2 separate regions of the Homo sapiens genome follow, and region 2 is linked to region 1. Evidence: chromatin contacts called from ENCODE Hi-C or POLR2A ChIA-PET data. All regions are on one chromosome and are shown on one strand. The core of a region is the stretch at or near the end of the contact, and the rest is flanking DNA. Distances in the headings are between cores, read along the strand shown. Region 1 overlaps TNS3 (tensin 3). Region 2 overlaps TNS3 (tensin 3).

Evidence for each region. Hi-C counts contacts between places; a loop is a spot of excess contacts on that map. ChIA-PET counts read pairs that join two places held with the same protein, here RNA polymerase II (POLR2A). Pooled maps may share reads with other maps.
Region 2: a map with no recorded cell type shows a loop between it and region 1 (6-fold over the local background). The contact joins two enhancer-like sites. A Hi-C loop is called at or near these places in 3 of 168 maps with a recorded cell type or tissue (Caco-2, DLD1 and chondrocyte), 2 of 37 single-sample maps with no recorded cell type and 5 of 50 pooled maps. POLR2A ChIA-PET finds 5 or more read pairs at or near these places in 8 of 52 experiments (H1, HepG2, Panc1 and 4 more).

Annotation. Positions count from the first base shown.
Region 1 is chr7:47,550,645-47,554,584 of GRCh38, reverse strand. All of the region lies in intron 1 of TNS3 (tensin 3), which reads left to right. Among named protein-coding and RNA genes, the nearest start is that of TNS3, 29 kb to the left of the region's middle. Within about 2 kb of position 2,669, at least 4 of the 41 ENCODE cell types and tissues checked have a DNase peak (open chromatin) inside an H3K27ac peak, as active enhancers do.
Region 2 is chr7:47,473,959-47,478,032 of GRCh38, reverse strand. The region is part of intron 4 of TNS3 (tensin 3); the gene reads left to right. Among named protein-coding and RNA genes, the nearest start is that of SNORD151, 11 kb to the right of the region's middle. RefSeq lists a silencer at 2,389-2,448 and an enhancer at 2,323-2,866. Within about 2 kb of position 2,777, at least 28 of the 41 ENCODE cell types and tissues checked have a DNase peak (open chromatin) inside an H3K27ac peak, as active enhancers do.

The DNA.
Region 1 (3,940 bases), core at 1,420-3,919:
CTGAAGTCTTGAACCCTCAAGATCATTCATAAGGGTTGAAATCAACTTCTTCCAAACTCCTGTTAATATTGACAATTTGACTTCCTCTCATGAATCACAAATGTTCTTAAAGGCATCTGGACTGTTGAATCTTTTCCAGATTTGTTTTTTTTTTTGTTTTTTTTTTTGAGATGGAGTCTTCCTCTGTCACCCAGACTGGAGTGCAGTGGCGCAATCTCAGCTCACTGCAACCTCTGCCTCCTGGGTTCAAGTAATTCTCCTGTCTCGGCCTCCCGAGTAGCTGGGATTACAGGCACCCGCCACCATGCCTGGCTAATTTTTGTATTTTTAGTAGAGACAGGGTTTCACCATGTTGGCAGGTAGGTCTTGAACTCCTGACCTCAGGTGATCTACCCGTCTTGGCCTCCCAAAGTGCTGGGATTACAGGTGTGAGCCACTGTACCTGGCCCAAAATGTATTTCTTAAAAAGTAAGACTTGAGGGCCAGGCACAGTGGCTCACGCTTGTAATCCCAGCACTTTGGGAGGCCGAGGTGGGCGGATCACCTGAGGTCAGGCGTTCGAGACCAGCCTGGCCAACATGGTGAAACCCCGTCTCTACTAAAAATACAAAAATTAGACAGGCTTGGTGGCAGCCTCCTGTAATCCCAGCTACTCGGGAGGCTGAGGCAGGAAAATCGCTTGAACCTCGAGGTGGAGGTTGCAGTGAGCCGGAGGCTGCAGTTAGCCGAGATTGCACCATTGCACTCCAGCCTGGGCAAAAAGAGCCAGACTTCATCTCAAAAAAAAAAAAGTAAGAGTTGAAAGTCAAAATTACTCCTTGATCCATGGGCCATAGAATGGATGTTGTGTTAGTAGGCATGAAAACAACATTCATTTCTTTGTACATCTCTGTCAGAGTTGCTGCATGACCACCTGCATTGTCAACAGGTAGTAATATTTTGAAACGAATCTCTTTTTTTCTGAGCAGTAGTGTCTCCACAGTGAGCTCAACAGTAAGTCTCAACAGTGAGCTTAAAATAGTCAATAAACCATGTTGTATGCAGAAGTTCTGTCATCCAGGCTTTACTGTTCTATTTATAGAGCACAGGGAGGATAGATTTTGCATAATTCTTCAGGACTCTGGAATCTTCAGAATGGTAAATGAGCATTTGCTTCAACTTCCAGGCATTAGTTGCCTTAGCCCCTCACAAGACAGTTAGCCTGTGCTTCGAAGCTTTGAAGCTTGACATTGACTTCTCCTCTCTGGCTATGAAAGTCCTAGGTGGCATCTTCTAATAGAAGGCTGATTTTGTCTGCATTGAAATCTGTTGTTTAGTGTAGCCACCTTCATCAATGGTCTTAGCTAGATCTTCTGAATAACTTGCGGCAGCTTCTACATTAGTACTTGCTGCTTCACCTTACTCTGCTATGTTATGGAGACGGCTTGTTTACCTAAACCTCTTGAGCCAACCTCTGCTAGCTTCAAACTTTTCTCCTGCCGCTTCCTCACCTTGCTGAGTCTGCATAGAATTGAAGAGAGTTAGGGCCTTGCTCTGGATTAGGCTTTGGCTTAAGGGAATGTGGTGGCTGGTTTGATCTTCTAATCCAGACCATTCAAACTTTCTTTGTAACAGCAAAAAGGCTGTTTTGCTTTCTTATCATTGGTGTGTTTACTGGAGCAGCACTTTTAATTTCCTTCAAGAACTTTTCATTTGCATTTGCACCTTGGCTAACTGTTTGGCATGAGAGGCCTGGCTTTTAGCCTGTCTGAGCACATGCCTTCCCCACTAAGCTGACTCATTTCTAGCTTTTAAGAGATGTGACTCTTCCTTTCACTTCAACACTACTGGTTATTAATTGGCCTGATTTCAGTGTTGTTGTGTCTCAGGGAATATGGAGGTCCGAGGAGAGGGAAAGAGCAGTCCAGAGCATCAGAACACACAGAACGTTTATCCATTGAGTTCGCAGTCTTATATGGATTTGGTTCATGGCACCCCAAAACAATTACAATAGTAACATCAAAGAGCACAGATCACAAATAACCATGAAAGATATAATAATAATGAAAAAGTTTGAAATATGGTGAGAGCTTCCAAAATGTGACACAGGGACCAGAAGTGAGCTCATGCTTTTGGGAAAATGGCACTGACGTGGGGTTGCCACAAACCTTTAGTTTGTTAAAAAAAACTGAGTATCTGCAAAGTTCAATAAAGCAAAGCACAATAAAACGAGGTCTGTCTGCCTGTGTGTGTCTTGTTGATTTCTGCAACGGAGGCAGAGAGTGATTTTTTGTTGTTATTTTTCTTCTTGTTTCTCCAGGCAAATTGTTTCTCGCCTTCACTCATGTGCCAAGCTCTAGACGGCTTCCTGGCTTGGCAAGATTACTGTTAACGCATCCCTAAGCATTCCTTTTATTTGTTAAATCCCTGTTATTCTGTTAGAATCTATCTTGCAGCCAAAATAGCCTCAGGAGAAAAATAATGAAAAAAAAAGAAATGAATTAGGTGTGCCAGAAGAATGTGATGGGCGTGGGGAGGTTTATGCAGATAAATATGGTGGGTAAGAATGCCGCCCCTTTTCAATGTCTGTTTAAATGTTTCCATTTTCCTTGTAAAAGCACTCCAACACAAGAAGTGCATTTGCAGAGAGGCCAAGGATCGCTCCCGGTGGACACACGGTTTTGTAGCCTCCCTCTCCACCCCACCCCTGCCCCGCTCCAGCTGTGCCTTAGCAGACGTCATTCCCTGTTATTTCAGTCTCTGCAAGTGCAAGAATTTAGGGTGATAACAGCCATACTTCCATTCCATGAATTTGCACACTTCTTACTCTCTACTTATCTAACACACATGTGCACAGTGTGAACCTTGGTCTGCTGACTTAACTTTGCCTGTGTGGGGTGTTGTTTCTCTCCTGTCTGTGGACACTTACTGAGTTGAGATTCACAGGTGTGGAAAGAGCAGGGTCTGCAGTGCGAATGTTTTCGTAGTTCTCATTGTAGACTGTCCAATGACTTTTCAAAGTGCTCCCCAAGGCATGAATTATTCCACTGGGGGTCTCCTTGCCTGTAGTTTTGAACCCTGACCCAGCCAAAGGCTCCCCTGCTCCTGGTGGCTATGCTGGAACTCTAGCTCCTTCCCTTTGGCCTGAGGTGGCCACACCCAGGGCTCCAGCCACATGACGTTTTGTGCCCTCACCCACCTCCTCCGTGGTCTCCCCATTTGCTTAAGGAAACACCTGGAGTGAGACAGAACCATCCAGTCCATGGCTGTGCCCCACTGGGCCTCCACCTTCAGGACGTGCCCAGGGTCTAGCCACCTGCTTTTGCTCAGTTCCCGAGTCCAGCGGCAGGAAGTGGACACCAGGCCAGCCTTCTGCCCGGGAGCTCAGGTGCTAGAGCTTGTCTGCCCTCTGTGCAGCAGGGAGCCCACCTTGCCCATTTGAGAAAGAAGCAGGGGCACTCCGAGGAGATGCTTCCTGAAGGAACCGGGTGTTTTAGGAAGATCTTCCTGGCGCTTCCCACAGGTCTGGTGAATGCTATTCACCCAGGCTCCCAAGAGGCTGAGCCCCTCCTTGCCCTTTTTCTGAGTGAGCTCATGTTCCTTGGCTGGGTGCAGACTTGGGAGATGTGCTCAGTCACTCCACAGCAAAATTCTGTCTCTTTGGGGTGGCATGACTCCTCAGGAGTGGGGTAAGACTGTTTAGGAATGACCAAAACTTAGGTCTGTTTTGTTTTGTAACTTTGTTAATATCCCATGGGCGTTTTCCATATAAGTGAATATGGATGTGATTATTATTTTTAGTGACTTCATAGTATTCGAATCCCATTCTATGTTAGTACCATAAAATGACCAGAGCCCAGTTGCTGGCTATTAAAACTGCTTCCAGCCTTTTTTGTTGTGCATAATTCTGTACCCTGCCCTTCCACGTAGATCTTTCCAGGCATGGTCATTGCCTTAGAAC
Region 2 (4,074 bases), core at 1,528-4,027, 77 kb after region 1:
ACCCAGTTCCCTCACATCTTTATTTTGCATGGAGCTTTCTCCCCTAAACAGGGCAGTGCTGTCTTCCTCCTGGCATGGAGGAGTAAATGGAAGGATGGACGTGGCAGCCCAGCCCAGCCTGAGCACTCTTCTGCCTCCCTGCTGGGTGGCCTTGTAGAAGCAGACCCCCCCATTTAGCGGAGCTTGGGCAGGAGGGTTTCCGCCTGCACCGTGTGGCTTCTCAGGGCAGAAAGCACAGAATCTTTTTTTTCTTTCCTGATCCTGTCTGGGCTGAGTCTTCTGGCACTGTGATCCTTGGCATTTTGGATGGGCATGGAATTGCTTTCAGATAATACTGACATCCCCGATGTCACCTGGGTTGTCACTGTGCCCTGTGGCACCTGGCCAGGTCACCTGATAGCTGTTTTTGTTTTTCTCTTTGTTACCATTCATTGAGTACCTATTCTGTCTCAGATGCCCTGCCCTCCCTCACCTGCTGGAGCTCAGAAAACTGAAGAAACTCCCACATCACCCAGACACTAAGGGGCTTCTGCTCTCTGGGGTGTCAGTGCCCCTGCAGGCCCCTCTGTGACCTGCCCTTAGACCTGGCTGCTCTTCTGCTCTGTCCTGTGCTGGCGGCCCCTCCCACACCTGGAGTTTACCTGGCACTTGTACCCACCCCCAGGCCCTCCTCTGCTCTGCAGCTAACCTGAGGGGCATGACCCCTTTGGAGAGGTTCTAGAATAGCTTCATCCCAGCATGTTTTATCGAGGTGAGCTGCCGGGTCTGTCAAAATTCCTGGAGTTGTGCTGGCTGAGGGCATGATTGTTTTGAAACCCCTGGGCCTAATTCCCTGGTAGGGCAGAAAGAAGGCAGTGATGAGCCTTGCCAGCCATACTTACCGACATCCCAGGACAGGACTGTAAGGGTGTCTGTCATCTTAATGACATACTGTGTGAGGGTTCTTTGTCTGCAGGCATAGGGTGCCTTTGTGGCTCCCCGGGGCATTTAAGACACAATGGAGAAGGAACCTTTTCCGTGATTGTGGCGCATTGAACCCGTGGCTATTTACCTGTGATGTTCGTTTTCATATTCCTGGTAGCAGAATCTTCTGTTTACTGCAGCAGCTTACAAAAGTGGGATGTGAGGTTAGATTAATTCATGGACTCAAAATCGGCACATAGTATTGTTGAGAAAGGAGCTGGGAGGCAAACCTCCCTTTGTGAATGTCAACTTGGCATATGTTACATGGACACAGGGTTGGAGCTTCCTGGGAGCCAGTGTGAAAAGGAAACCACAATGATTGGCATGTGCCTTTCTGGAAGGTGGGAAGAAACAAGAATCAGCAGAGAAAATGTGCGACGTGGGAAATTATGGAGGGTGTAGACTAAGGCATCAGGGGCATGCACCACGTCTCCATGAGTCGAGCAGAATGATGATTTTGGAGGGATGTCAGAGGCAAGCTATTGCAGCATAGCCTCATTGGGACCTCTGGCTTTTAGAACTATAAAGGGACAATTGGTGTCTTTCTGCTTACATTACCGTTCTATGGGCTGTGGTCTTCTGGGTCATAGAGAGAATGCTTCACCATTGTTCAGGTAACTACTGTCCCTAAGGCTGGGAGAGGTGGCCGGGCTCCTTACAGGGGAGTCACAGCCTGTGGTCCAGCTGCTCTGTAAGTCTACGTGTATGTGTACACGCAGTGCTCACATGCGCACACAGGCACAGAATGTAGTGGTAGGTGTGAGCATGGACTAGAGTTGGGTTGAGTCCCATCCGGGGTATGACACTGGTGAGCTGTGTGGCCCTGAATGGAGTTCTTTCACTTTTCTGGGCTCCACTTTCCTCTTCTGTAAAATGAGGACGCCACCAGCTCTTCTTGGGGTCACTGCCAGGATCGAATGAAATAACATGCTTAGATCCTCAGTGCTAGTGTGACACAGGGAAGACACGTGATGTGTGGGGAAGAGCCTGGTTGGTTGTCCTGTGAAGGTGAGTTGGCAGTGCGGTTCTTCTGGTGCCCACAGCCTTTGCTGTGTGCCATTCATTGTTGATCTGGTTCTCCTGATGGAGAGAACCAGTCTGATGAGTTCCAGAGCGTGTCCCCTGCTTCCTGAGGGTGAGGGCACCGATGACAGACACAGTAGATGATTCCTGTGATCCCGCATTTGCAGACTTGGAGGCACCACGGTCAGAACAAGGGCGCATGCGAGTCTGTCCTTGGTAGTTGCAGGTTTGCAGGATCTTTTCATGATGCTGCGGCCTAACAGTGGTCCGAATGGTGGCCCCACAGCTTTTGATTGAAGTTCAAGGGCAGAGTGTCCTTGTTTTTTTCCATCCTGTGTTTACCTTCATACACTCTGCAAGCGATTGATTCATACCAGCAAATCTTGATGCCCTCAGGTGCAGGGCAGCCTTCACTAGGACACCCCGAGGCCATGTATGGGACCCACTTCCCCGCCCGGCCTCCTGGGCAGCCCACAGCCAGCCTGAGTCCAGGGAGGGCCTGGCCCCCCCCCCGGGGAAGTGCCGCCTGTTTACAGAGGGGCCACTGTCCTTGAAGGAGGCCGGTGTCTCCGCCTTCTGGTGGCGGCCTCTGGTGTGGGAGGGTTCAGGGCAGTGCCTGATCCAGCTCCGGGCAGGTCCCGAGCCCGCACCAGCTGCCTGCACTCACGCTGTGATTGTTCTTGCTTGGCCTTGGCCACTGTGGTCTGTGGCCCTGGAAGAGGGGTTGGGTAAGAATAGTGGCTGAGTCATCAGGGCGGTGCTTCTCTTGGTTCACCTCACCCGAGGCCAGTGGGCTAGTTCCCTCCAAGGTGACTGCAGGGCTCACATTTCAGCCTGAGGCTGGAGCTCACACTCCACCTTTGCACAGCTCTGTGTGCAAGATGCGTGTGTCTGTGGTCTGTGGTGTGTGTGAGGTGTTTTGTGTGTGTATGTTGTGTTTGTGTGTTGTGTGATGCAGTGTGTGTGTTGTACGTGAGGTGTGTTTTTGTGTGTGAGTTGTCTGTTGTCTGTTGTGTGAGGTGTGTGTGTTGTGTGTTGCGTGTGAGGTGCTTTGAGTGCGTTGCAGTGTGTGTAGTGTTTTGTGTGTGTTGCATGTGTTGTATTGTGTGAGGTGTTACCTGTGTGTGTGAGGTGTTTTTTTTTGTGTGTGTTGCGGTGTGTGTGTTGTGTGTGAAGTGTTGTGTGTGAGGTGTTTTGTGTGTGAGGTGTGTCTGTCGTGTGTGTTGTGTGTGAGGTGTGTGTGTTGTGCTTTGTGTGTTGTGTGTGAGGTGTGTGTGTTGTGCTTTGTGTGTTGTGTGTTGTGCTGAGGTGTGTTGTGTGTGTACATGTCTGTGCTGTGTGTGTTGTGTGTATTATGTGTGAGGTGTTTTGTGTGTGTGAGGTGTTTTTTGTGTGTGTTGTGGTGTGTGTTGTGTGTGAAGTGTTGTGTGTGAGGTGTTTTGTGTGTGAGGTGTGTCTTGTGTGTGTTGTGAGGTGTGTGTGTTGTGCTGTGTGTGTTGTGCTGAAGTGTGTTGTGTGTGTACATGCCTGTGTTGTGTGTGTGTACATGTCTGTGTTGTGTGTATTGTGTGAGGTGTTGTGTGTGTGTTGCAGTGTGTGTTGTATGTGTAGTGTGTGTTGTTTGTGTTGTGTTTTGTGTATGTGTTGCTTATTTTGTGTATGTGTTGTGTTGTGTGTGAAGTGTTTTGTGTGTGTTGTGAGGTGTTTTGTGTGTGTTGTGTGGGTTATGTGAGGTGTGTGTGCTGTGTGTGTTTATGTGTGTGTGTTGTGTGTGAAGTGTTTTGTGTATGTGATGTGTATTGTTTGTGAGGTGTTTTGTGTGTGTTGTGTGTGAGGTGTTTTTTGTGTGCTGTTTTGTGTGTTGTGTGAGGTGTTGTGTGTGAGGTTTTTTTATGTGTGTTGTGTGTGTGTGTGTGTGTGTGTGTGTGTTGAGACTTGCTCAGTATGTTTTACTTGAACTCAGAAAGCCAGACAGAGGAAGTGACCAGAGCAACAAGACCAACCAACACAAGGACAGGACAGATGTGACTGTCAGGAAGTCTTGCAGGTCACGTGCTGCCATCCCTGCCTCTGCCCCAGTGACCGTGA